Linked DNA regions of Homo sapiens: region 2 is linked to region 1. Evidence: read pairs that join two places in POLR2A ChIA-PET (ENCODE). Cell type or tissue: MCF 10A. All regions are shown on one strand. Each heading gives the region's core, and the rest is flanking DNA. Links, peaks and the distances in the headings are about the cores only.

What was found. ChIA-PET counts read pairs that join two places held together with the same protein. Peaks named below come from ENCODE experiments on the same cell type or tissue, not always from the same donor. Only the 100,000 strongest peaks of a DNase experiment are listed, where the experiment ranks them.
Region 2: POLR2A ChIA-PET joins it to region 1 with 5 read pairs; 3 of 35 experiments call an interaction of 5 or more read pairs at or near these places.

Annotation. Positions count from the first base shown.
Region 1 is chr1:224,667,815-224,673,935 of GRCh38, reverse strand. The region is part of intron 1 of CNIH3 (cornichon family AMPA receptor auxiliary protein 3); the gene reads right to left. Among named protein-coding and RNA genes, the nearest start is that of CNIH3, 55 kb to the right of the region's middle. In MCF 10A, for the core only: no CTCF peak of the experiment used is centred there; no DNase peak of the experiment used is centred there.
Region 2 is chr1:224,744,497-224,750,617 of GRCh38, reverse strand. No RefSeq gene overlaps it. Among named protein-coding and RNA genes, the nearest start is that of CNIH3-AS1, 17 kb to the right of the region's middle. In MCF 10A, for the core only: no CTCF peak of the experiment used is centred there; a DNase peak (open chromatin) is centred at 2,837.

The DNA.
Region 1 (6,121 bases), core at 555-5,554:
CCCACACTGGACCCAGGTCTCTGAGTCTTTGACTGGTTAGTGCTCCATCCAGCACGCTGTGCTGCCCCTCTGTGACTTGAACGGGTAAAAAGAAAATGTTGGGTTACTGAAGAGGCCAAAAAAAAAAATACTGACTAGATACCCACGATGTACCTGGCACCATTTTTGGTTCTCTAGGACAGGAGTGAGAAAGAACAGAAGGTCCCTGTCATCACAGAAGTTATAATCAAGGGTAAGGGCAGAAGAGATAATTCACAAATAGATAAGAAAAGCATCAGAAAATGGCAGACTGTGTGAAGAAAATAAAACAGCTGATAGGAAGAAACAGAATCGGGAGTAGAGAGGGAAGTGATCAGGGAAGCCTCTCTGACGAGGTATCTTTCAAGCTGAGAGGACTGAATGTCCAGGAGCCAGACATGGAAAGGTCTGGGAAGAAATTTCCAGAAACGGAAATTATGCTGCAGATGCCAGAAGCAGGAAATAAGCTTGGCAGGTGTGAGGCATGGAAAGGCCTGCACAGGGGAAGCCAGAGAGTGAGACAGACAGCAGGGGGAGGGGAGGTCAAGGCTCAGGGCTGGCCAGGATCCCAACTGTGCGGGATTCATCCAACTGCAGCTCCCCAAAATAGACAGTGTGGCATGAAGCCATTTAGCCCATCTATTCCATTGGTGATGCGGCCCTTATGTGACTTGCAGGACTGTGTTTGCTGCTTGTGGTCTCTCACTCTAACAAAAGGAGTTGCATGGACATGACCGAGGGGGCCACTGCTGATACAGGTTGATCAGTGTGAAACCAGTGTCAGTTGTGCAGACTGAGGAACAGGTGCTGGGCTGACAGTTTTCAAGTCCGTTCTGAGCAGTAGCAAATTCACCCAAATGAAAACTCAATGTTCAGGGGCAATATTTAAAGAGATCATGAATCCTAGCAAGTCATACCCAGGGACTCGGAGGACAGATTTGGGTTAACCCCTCTCAGAGAGCATTTGGGCACTGGGAAAAGCTGCGCAGTTTTCTAATGAGTGGGCACATGCCCCAAACCTCCTAGAAACTCTGACTACAGGTCCAATTTTGAATAGGGACAGCTCCCTCACCCAGTTCTGTGCTCATACTCCTATTTGTATTAGGGCCACTTTGAACGGACCTTTCTCTCTTGATTTCTCCATGTTGTGTGTTGAATAGTGACCTCCAAAATTCATATCTACCTGGAACCTCAGAATGTGACCTTATTTAGAAATAGGGTCTTTGCAGGTGTAATTAGAAAAGATGGGGTCATCTTTATGAGATAGAAAAAAAGCCACACAGTGAAGGCCATGTGAAGACAGAGGCTGCAATTGGAGGGACACAGCTATCAGCCGAGGAACATCAAGGGCTACCAGGAGCCACCATTAGCTGGGAAGAGGTGAGGAAGGATTCTCCCTTAGAGCATTTGGAGGGAACATGGCCCATCTGTCTTCAGACTTCTAGCCTTCAGAACTTTGAGAGAATAAATTCCTATTGTTTTAAGCCACCCACCTGGTGGTAATTTGTTAAGGCTGCCCTAAGGAACAAATACACTCCATTTGCAAAATACCTGAAACTACTGCTGCTGTCATCTAAGATCTGGAAGGAATGGCTTTTGGTGCTACCTGAAAATGTTAGCATGAAAGATGCAAACGAGTATTTCTGACCCAAAATATACACCTCCCCAGGGAAGCAGGCTTTTATACTCCCCCCAAACCTTCCTGTAAGTCCCCCAAACCCACGCTCAGAATACAATTCTAATTTAGAGAGAATTCTGCTTTTTACTTCCTCTGTCTTGTCCCCAAAAGAGCAATGTCTTCAAACCACAGCCCAAGTTTTAGGGACCCTTTCTAAGGTCCTGTTAAAGCACAAAGAGCTCCACTGGAGAGGAAAAAAATGAGAGATGAGTGATTTTATTGGTTATAACATACATCTTATATCTAGTCCTAGTTTTATGCCTGAAACTAGTACAGCCTTGAGTCCTAAAGTCTCTCTGTACACTGATTCTAAACTGCTACATGCAAGTGTTTGCTTAGTCATCTCTGAGCCTCCAAGAAGCAAGTGGCACTGGCTCCAAACTCAAAAGCCTCTTGGGGACTCTACATGGGTACCACCCACCTGTTCAAGTCCTTGCTCAGCTCCCATCACCAAGTGGTCTAGAAAAAGACTCAGGGTCTCTCAATCCACTCCCTTTTCTAAAAAGTGTAATGCCAGATGTCATGGAGTAGTTGAAGCTTTCCAAAGTGTTTTCACATGTTTTATTTGATTTTGTGTTCATTGTATATAATATCCCAAATGATGTGACACCCACTTTGCAAATGAAGAATCAAGAAGAATGAGAGGTCGTTAGCAATGTCCAGGGCTACCTGGTTGAAGAGGGCAGTGCTGGGGCCAGTCCTCACCTTCCCCATCTCTCTTTCTTGTGCTTCCTCCATTGGGCCATGCAGTCTCACCCTCTTCTGTAAGGGGGAGTGAGGAACCTTTATTAATGCATCCATCCACATGGGGTGCCATGCAGGGCAGGACACAGCAGGCTTAGCACCAGAGTCCTGCCTTTTAAGGGCTCCCAATCAAATGAATGGTCTACTTATGCCCGTATGACCAAGAGTCTAGGAGAGGAAGTTGAACTTCCAACCAGCACAGAGCCTCTGGTTGGAGAGGCCCAGAGTCTTGCCCTAACTCCACCCCATTTCATCTCTGTATTGGTCAGGGTTCCCTAGAGAAACAGAACCAACAGGATGTGTGTAGATATATGCACAGAAAAATATCTGTTTTAAGGAATTGGCTTATGCAATGATGGAGGCTGAGAAGTCCCAATTCTGCAGAGTCAGCCAGCAGGCTGGAAACCTAGGAAGGAGCCAGTGCCATGGTTCAAGTCCAAAGGCCGTCTGCTGACAGAATTCCCTCTTGCTCGGAGGAAGTTGGTCTTTTGTTCTATCTGGACCTTCAGCTGATTGGATGAGGCCCACCTATGTTAGGGAGGGCAATCTGCTTTACCAATTTAAATATTAATCTTATCCAAAAACACCCTCACAGAAACATCCAGAATAACGTTTGGCCACATATCTAGACATCATAGCCAAGTCACATTGACATGCAAAGTTAACCACCACAAACCCCCAATACTAGGGACTGTCACAGGCTCCAGGCTGGGCCCTGGCCAGTGGGGCTTGGTGGGAAAATGGCAGAGTGATGACCAGTGGGTCCCTTTCATGTGTGAGAAGCCATCATGAGTCATGGCATCCCACATCTTGGCACACACTCATCTTAGGAAGGAAGCTGCCTTACAGCAAGTTGGGAAAAGTGTGTGACCCAGCCTCCTCCATTTAGGGATGAGGAGCCTCAGGACCAGAGAAGAAGAGGACCTGTCCTGGCACTCTCACCCTCAGAGCCTGCACAGGGTAGCTTATCATTGTCTCAAGAGCAGTGTCCACCCTCATCATGAGTGGGGACCGTCTGTGCTGTGGGCTACCCATAACAGACTCCACAAAAGGATGGGGCTGGGCAAATTCCAAAGCTGAGCCTTAAGGATAAAGAGCCCCTTAGACTCTGTAGGAGGAGAGCCGCTGGTCAGGAAAATGAGACCCAGCCCTTCTGCCACCATGCCCTCCACACCTGAGCAGCAGCCCCGAGTGTCCAGATCTTCCCATGCCACCATCTTCTAAGTCCTTGCATAGCTACATCCCTTCCTCACACCATCACAAAATGGACCACCCCGGCTCCATGCCTCTCTCTCCCTAACAGGTGCTGCCTCTTTAGAGTGAAGAGTCCTGGATCTGAAGGAGGTCTCACTTGCATCCTGACCCTGCCAGTTCCCAGCTCTGTGACCTGGAGCTTGTCACTTCACTCCTCCAGGTCATGGCTTCCTTATCCATAAAATGAGAATAATCTCTACCTCAACTGGTTGCTATGAATGCAAAATGGGGTGATACAGACTATAGCACCAGGATAGAGAGAAATGAAGACTGTTGGGTGTGGGGGTGGGGGGAATGCCATTGTGTAAAAGGCACAACAGTGTCATTGTTACACATACCATGCAAGTCGGCATGTCTCAGTTCAAATCCAAATTCTGCCTCATTTGTTTGTGTGACTATGGGCAAGGTGCTTAACCCCCTCCAAGCCTCGGTGTCCTCAAGTATAAAGAGGAGACAGTAGTGGTTCCTACTTCATATTGATACTTTGAGGATTAAATGAAATAATGTACAACAAGCACCGGGCACAATGCCTAGCACGTAAAGTTAAAACATTATCACTTTTATTTCCATAATTATTACCATGCAGTGTTCAGGCCCCACCCTCTGGTCTCACGGCTCTCCTCCCCTTTCTGGCCTTGAGCATGATCATTAGCAACACACCCTCTGAATCAGGAGAATCCAGTCACTGCAGGGGAAAGCTGGGGTAGAGGGTGTAGGTAAAAGCCATGGCAGAGCCCCTCTGAGGACTCAGGTGGATGATAAAGCCAGCATGGCCCATCCTGTTACAGGTGGAAACATGAACTTAGAGTTGCCAGGACAGAAGCTGGAGACCAGCAGGTGAGCTGAGGAGGGAGGCATCAGCTGCCCCTGGAAGAGTCCCTAGACCTGAATGATGAGTACAAATTGGGAAACACAGGACACTTTGGCTTATTTGCCATCGTGTGCCAGAATCTGCAGACACAGCTGGTTCTGACATAGCTTCCCTGGTTCCCATCTAGTTAACAGGAAACAAAGACACCCCAGAGCTGTGCAACTCTGGGACTAAAGCCAAATGAGCAGGACACCAGGCAGACCTAGCCCCAGCTGACTCGCTTCAGGTGACAGCACAGCCGTCCTCAACTCCAGCCAGCAGCCATCTGGGTCAGGGTGAAATCCAGAGAGGAGAAGGGAATGAGAAGGCCCTTTTCTGCTAACTTGTCATAGGCATAGGCCAGGCAGCCACTCTGAATAGCTCAAGCAGTGAGGGAGGGGTTGGGAAGAAGTGGGGGCAGCCTGCAGTGTGCTGGGATCTTCCCTGGGGCAGTTAGGCTAGAATCCCCCCGCTCCACCAGCCCCCTAACTCAGCCAGCCCACCAGCACTACATCTGGCCCTGCGCATGAAGCACACTGGGGCCACAGAGCCTACCCCAGGTAATCACCCCCAGCCCCAGGTTCCCCCTCCTCTCACCAAACTTGTGCGTCCTCTGGCATCCTTGGTTCTCAAACATAAGAATGCAGGAGAAATTTCTGGCTCAAATGTTTGGTGACCTTCCACACATCCTTTTGGGATCCTTGTTTTCAGCCTCCCTCCTTCTTCTGGTCCAGTGTCCTCTACTCCTTGGATACTTCTCTGACACCTAGGCCTCAAGGGTCCATGGCCAGCCTAGCCCAGCTTTGGGGGAGCATGCACCCAAGTGTGGATGTGCATCAGAAAGGCTCCCCAAAGTATCTTCCAAGAAGATCCATCATTACTCATTCCTAAAAATACTTACTAAGCATCTACCATTTGCCAGGCACTGTGGTAGCAGCTGGAGATACAACAAAAAGCAAGGCAGACAGTAGCTGGCCTCTACCAGCTGCCATTCATTTTGTGTTGACTCTGAAAACACAATAGCTTCTGGGCATGGTAGCCTATTGAGCAAGGCATCAATTGCTCACCTAAATATGGATTATTTTAATCAAACTGAAGACAGAATATGTATAAAGGAACGCAGTAATGCCAGCTGTGGCATTACTTAAAAGTTAAAACAACTTAAAAGTTGTAGGTGACCGGTTGCTTGTAGTTTGTTTTGAGACATCATCATTGATCTAAGCAAGGCCCTCTCTTACATATATAACTGTTCATTTATTCATTCATTCATTTCCTTTTATGCCATTAGCCCTTTTGCTCCATCCTTGGCAATTATTGGTTTATGTTTCATGTCTATCTTTCTGTTCCTTGTGTTCTTACAAAATGTGTATTCTGTATGTGTGCATAGATTTTAAATTTACCTAACTTGTATCCCATTCTTTCTTACCTTTTGCCCTCAGAAGTGTAGCTGCAGGGCTCCATGGGAGCGGCCACTATACTTTGTCTATCCACGCTACCAGTGAGAGACACAGACTTGACCATGTCACCTCAAATAATGCCACAAAACCCTAATGCATGTCACCTTAGGGATTGGTATG
Region 2 (6,121 bases), core at 774-5,773, 76 kb before region 1:
GTGTGGGATGAAGGTTGTACCAACTTCTGACCCAAAATTTGGTTTGGACGTTGAGAACTGACTAATGCCACACATGCACCAAGAGAGGATGAACAGACTCATCACTCACATAATGAGGCTTTCAGGGAGAGCAGGGCAGGCTCCCAAGCATGTCCAAAAATGGCTTGAGAGAGCAAGGAGGGGTGATTGGCTCTGGCTTTTGCTGTTGCTAGGGGTTGGGTCCAAGGTGAGGGTTCCCAATGTAGGCCAGGTTTTGAACTTCCTTGGTGTCAAGGGAGGGAGCATAAAACTTTCCTATTGGTTTGCTCACATGGGAGACAGAAGGAAGAGGGGGAGCTATGGGGCTTGAAAGGTGTCAGTAGTCAAACATCAAAAACAGAGTAAGTCTCTTTAGTACGCTATAGCTAGAATTCTCCTATTCAGCTTCAAAACCGAACACATTATCTTTCCCCTAAACAACTTCCCTTTCTCAAGGAATAGCCCTACCACCTACCACATACAAAGCCAGAAACGTACCCTTTTCACCAAGCCTCAAAATTTCCATTTTCTCATAGCATTTCTCAACAACCTCCTCCTTGCCACCCTTTTCTTTCTCGGATGAGAAAACCACTGGAGGGGTCAAGGGCTCAGTCCCTGAAGTCCTTCTACCCAGGTTTGAATTCTAGATCCACACCTACCTCCTTGCTAGTTTGTAATCTTGGACATGTACTGAATCTTTCTGTACTTCAGTTTCTTCATTTGTAAAATGGAAATAGTTATAATACTTACCTCCTCAGATTTGTCATCAGGATAGAATGAGTTAAAATTTACAAAATGCTTAAACTAATGCTTGTCACACAGTAAGTGCTACATAAATGTTTGCAATTTTTCTCTCACCTGGGTTTCTGCAGTAATTTCTAACCATCTCCCAATGATTTTTGTTTTCTCCAATTCATTCTCCACTTGAAAGCTAGAACAGACTTTCTAAAGCCAAATCCGACCATGTTTCTCATCTTATTTTAAAGCTCCAATCAAATTTGGACATTCCAACCCTCCCTTACATTGACTCTGACCTCTTCGCTTTCTCTACCGGAAAGGGCACAACAGAACTGGATTATTGGCCAAAGACACAGCCAATCCCAGCCAAAGGAGCCATCAAGAAATGTCCAAAGACAACTGCTAATAACAGTAACACACATGAGTTAAGAAGTAAAAATGAAATAGCATTCCTGAATCCAATGATATTTCTGGTAGAAATAATCAAAATAAAATAAATGTGACAATGTTTAAAGTAGCCCATGATGAAATGTGTGACAGATGAATGTACTGAAGAACTGCTTCTGATTGATAACAATGGAAACTGCACGATTTGATATGGAGAGAGAATGGAATTAGTAAAACGTTCAAATAAGAGTTCCAGTGGCTAAAACATCCCATAATAAAATGTGTTCATGACTAGACATTGATAAAAGAATGTGGTGTTGCAAAATTTAACTTTGGGGATTTGAATTTGGTAAATTGGTGGTTTCATAGAAAACTCACAATGGCAGAAGCTACAACTTTCAAAAACTAATAAATTTAATCTTTGTCATAAAATTTACACAGAAAATAATCGATCCCAGGGAAATAATTTTAGAAAAATGAAAATGGAAAAATTTGGAAATAGTTTATTAATTCTATATTAAAAATTATCCAAGGAATTAAACTGGCCCAACGGAGTTCACTCTAGAAATATCTTTCTCAGTGAAAAGCTATCAAGATTGCTAAGGTTCTCGTTTTAAAATTAGTATTTTTAGACACAGAGTAAAAAATTGACCTGGGGGGTTCAAAACTGTAGTGTCAAAGATGCCTTGTACTCCAACTAGACAACAACCTTCACAGAGGTCTAGGACCCTCTAACAAGCCAAGGACGGCTTCTGAAAAAAAAAAAAAAAAAAAAAAAAAACAAGAGCTGGGCAGCAATTTCTTTCCCTCTTGTCCCAAAGCCAATTTCTAAAGCACTTTCATCCAATATTCTCAGATACAGCCATATTTTAAGCATATTCTTAAAGCAGAAGAAAAGTCAACTCCTTCTGTGACTATAAAAGTAACAACCCCTCATATCGGTATTGCATTTTCTATACTGCAAATTGATTTCATGTAAATAAGCTTATTTAGTATTCACATCATCCTCACAAAATTATGCATTAGCGCTCCCATATTGTAGTTGAGTAAACTGGGACTCAGAAAGGTTGAGAAATTTGACTAACATCACCCAACTGACAAGAAGTAGAGTCAGAATTCCAGTTTAGGTCTTTCTCATTCCAAGACCAGAGCTCATTCCATGAGGTAAGATTTCACTGATCACCTGATTAACATCACAGCCCCAGTTGGAACTCCAGGCTCAGGAAGGCAGCAGATTATGAACCCCAGAGTTCCCAATCATTCCCAAATAGCCTTGGACCCTGGAGTCAACTGTATACCCCTGGGATCACCCATCATTCAGCACCACCACTCCCATTCCCAGGCTTCTGGCCTCTTCCAGGTACAGGAGGAGGAGGGCATGTAGTGCCTTGACTGAGCCCAGGCCAGATGACATTACCCAACCAGCTCAATCCTGCCTTCTCCCCTGCTTCCCTTGGGACCAGGCCGACCAACCCTCAGAAATGTTGGATATGAAAAAAGGGAAACCTTGTAGAGGTGATTAGTTTAAAGTCATTCTTGCTGTCCTTATGCTCTGCTCTCATCCCCTCCCTCACCTTTCACAGGCCTAGCTTGGAGAACTTCCAAGGGTTTGTGGGCAGAGCAAGAGCCTCTGAGCCGTTTCTGCCAGAAACATTGGACAAGAGCTGAGCCAATGAAGGACTTCAGACCATCTCTTAGACACCCGGGGCACTGTGGGCGGGTTTCCTGTGTGTCACTCCCCAACTGCTGCTCCCCTGGCCATAAGCCAGACTCTCTCATGCCAATAAATAATATGCAAAGGCCTGGCTTTTTTGTTTGTTTGGGTTTTTGTTTTCGTTTTTGTTTTTGGTTAATGTTTTCTAAATTGTTACATGTACAAAAGGTGATGGAGTTTAACAATAATCACTCTGCGACTCCGGAGAGCCAGTTGTCTTTGTTCCTTTAGGCCTAGGAGTCATATGTTTTAGTGATTCAGAGAAGAAAGAGAAGAATTCAGAAGAAGAAACCACTCCACCTTAGTCTGGAGTGATCTCTGCAGTGGTAAAGGACAATCTGCTGATGCCCTTCGCATGCCCTTTCCTGTTTTACTGCTACTGAACCCGACAGGATATTGCCAGGACACAGCCTGCATGGGCCTGCCACGTTGCCTTAACATTCCTCCCTGGGATACTGATTCCTATTTACTATGAGGTTATCTCTGCCTTCTGCTGGTTCTAATCATCGAAAATTCAATTTAATTCAACATATATTTACTATGGGCCTAGTAAGGACAAAGCCAGCTCCGAAGCTATCTAAATAAATACCTGTCCTCAAAGGGCTTATAATTGATGGTATCCTGAATTCGGCCCTATTTTTTCTGCATTTCAATTATGTGGTTTGTCATTGTGTTTTGCTCAATTTGGGGCAAGTCCTATTTCTTTACAGTACTTCTGATAGTTGGTTCCATATTTGGAACCATTCCATCCCATGGTACACACTCATCCCTCAGTCTTCCATCAACCCCAGAAAGCTCTGCCTCATGCCTCTCTCTGCTGAGTCTCCACTGCTGCCTTTCACAGAAAAGTGCTTTGCAAACAGTGCCCCTCTTGGTGCTTCTGACCAAAGGTCCCACTGAGACAGATTTGAAAAGGACTGCTTGTGTTTAGCCCAGCAGTTCCACACACATTTGACCACAGAACGGTCCTTTCGCCTAACACTTCTCCAGAACCCTCATTGGGAAGCAACTGCTTCAACCAACACCATCTGAAGAGCAAGGGGTGGGGTGGGGGTGCTGTTTTCACCCAAGTCCTGGTTTCTACCCTCTTGGAGCCTTCATGTCTTTGAAGACAGTCTTTTAGACTTCTCTCCCCAGTCCTGTGAAATTGACTCTGGATGCCCTGCTATGGGCAGGCTCAGATTTCTCAATGTCCCTCCTAAAGCACATGGTTGCCTTCACCCCTTCTATATTTTGCTGCTGACTTTTTTGAGCCCAATCTTAAGACCTTTCACGTATGCCTATTGTATTTCCTCTAGTGAGTCTGAGCTTATGATATTTTTTAAAAAAATCTCTTCCTGTCCTGATTGAATCCTTTTCAGTTTTGTGTTAGCCCAGAATTGATCAATTGCCTTCATCTGAAAGTCACTGATAATAAGCAGTGAAGAGGACAGCGTCAACTGCAAAGCCCCAAGGTACTCATTCAGGATGGCCTTCCACCTCCCGTGAACCAGTGCTGTTGGGTTACCACTACTTAGCTCCCTAGAAAGTATCATTATCCAACTGGGGCTGAACGTCTGCACCTGGCATGGGCTGGGCTTCCTCAAACTGTGAAGCTGAAACCTATGTTGGGGTTTCCCAGTAATGCAGACCTGGGGGGCATGTGTCTCAAATGAAAAATGTGATCTGGCCTCATTTTCTTATTTTCACCTAGAAGTGGTTATGCTAGAGCTGCCGTTGGGTCCTTATGACTAATTTTTCCACTGGTACCTGTAACACCATTAGATATGCGCTACACCTCAGGGCATAGGTGTTTTGAATGCAAGCATAAAATATTACTGAAGAACATAGAACTGCTGATTTTAAAGACTGGTCCACTACGGTGCAGGGTTCCTAACCATCCTTTGGGGATCTGGCTCATCTGCTGCGCATCTCCATTTCACTGACAGGGCTTATAGAGTCTGGGAAGTGGCCTCGACATCACACTTATTTTCAACTTAGCTCTGGGAAAATAAGAACAGCATCACAAGATCTGTCCTAGGAAGCCACTTACAAAACTTCCCCCAAAGCCTCTAGTGCTGCCCTGCTGTTTTGATTGCAGCTATCAAAACAGACTGTCCCAGGCATGGGGGCCTGATTGATGGGTTTCATTATAATTTGATGTGGGGACTAGTATTTAGTGGGGCTCTCATTTTCCCTACTTCCTCTGCTCTAGAAGATCAGAAATATAAAACCGCCAGAAAGGTGATCTTGTTTTTCTGATGTGTCAAGCATTTTTGAAAAGGACAAGGTTTACTGTCAGATTCCTGTTTGATGTTTGAACAGAAACACTGTGGTGGCATTTAAGTCTCTCTGCTGGCTGTCAGGCAGGCAAACTCTGGGACATAAAACCACCTTTTCGCACTGTTGCTTCTTTAAGCCAAAAGGTATGTGTCTGCCCCTTGAGGTACTCTGGGGTCCAGTGAGGAGACTGGCCTGCCTAGAGGAGGCCGTGTATGTAGAGGAATTGCCCTAAGAATGGCGAGGGAGGGGGACATCCACAGAGAGTAAATACTCTCACCATGGCCAATTTCAAGCAATCAATGGGTCATCACTGAATGCAAAGCTGGGAAGAGATACACAGCAGCATACCGTCACATAGCATTTCTGCCACAGATACAATAGACATAACCTCAAGTAAAATGTAGTAAAATAATTGGGAAGTGGTGAGTTTGACTAGGTATTACCTTTGTTTTTAAAATTATTTATTTAATTGTAAGTTTACATAACTTCAGTTTTAATAATGGCTCTGTTTAACAACTATTTAGTAAAATCCCTAAAAAACTAAACAGTTGGCTCTCATAAGCCTGTACAAGTCACTTTTAGCACCCCACTGGCTGGGAAGAAATGTGGGCATCATGTGGTAGCTAAGAGGTCAAGTTCATAGCACCCTTGGCGTATCCAATACTATCTAGGCAGAATTTAACAGGGGCAGAAATGACCACAGAGTGGGTGGGTGGGAGCAAAGCCTGGAAAATGCTATTTTGTTGTGGCTGTTTTGACCCTGTTTCTATTTCTATTTCTGGATCATGGGCAGCAACTGAAACCCAATCCGACGTGTGGGCACTGAGGTCTCCCTCTGCAAATGCAGCTGTGTGAAATGCTTCCATCATGTGCCGCTCCCCACAAGGAAAGCCTGCTCCTGCTCCCTGCTAAACTGGACAGAGCTAAAACTTGGCCGGGCATGGTGGCTCATGCCTGTAATCCCAGCACTTTTGGAGGCTGAGGCGGGTGGATCACCTGAGG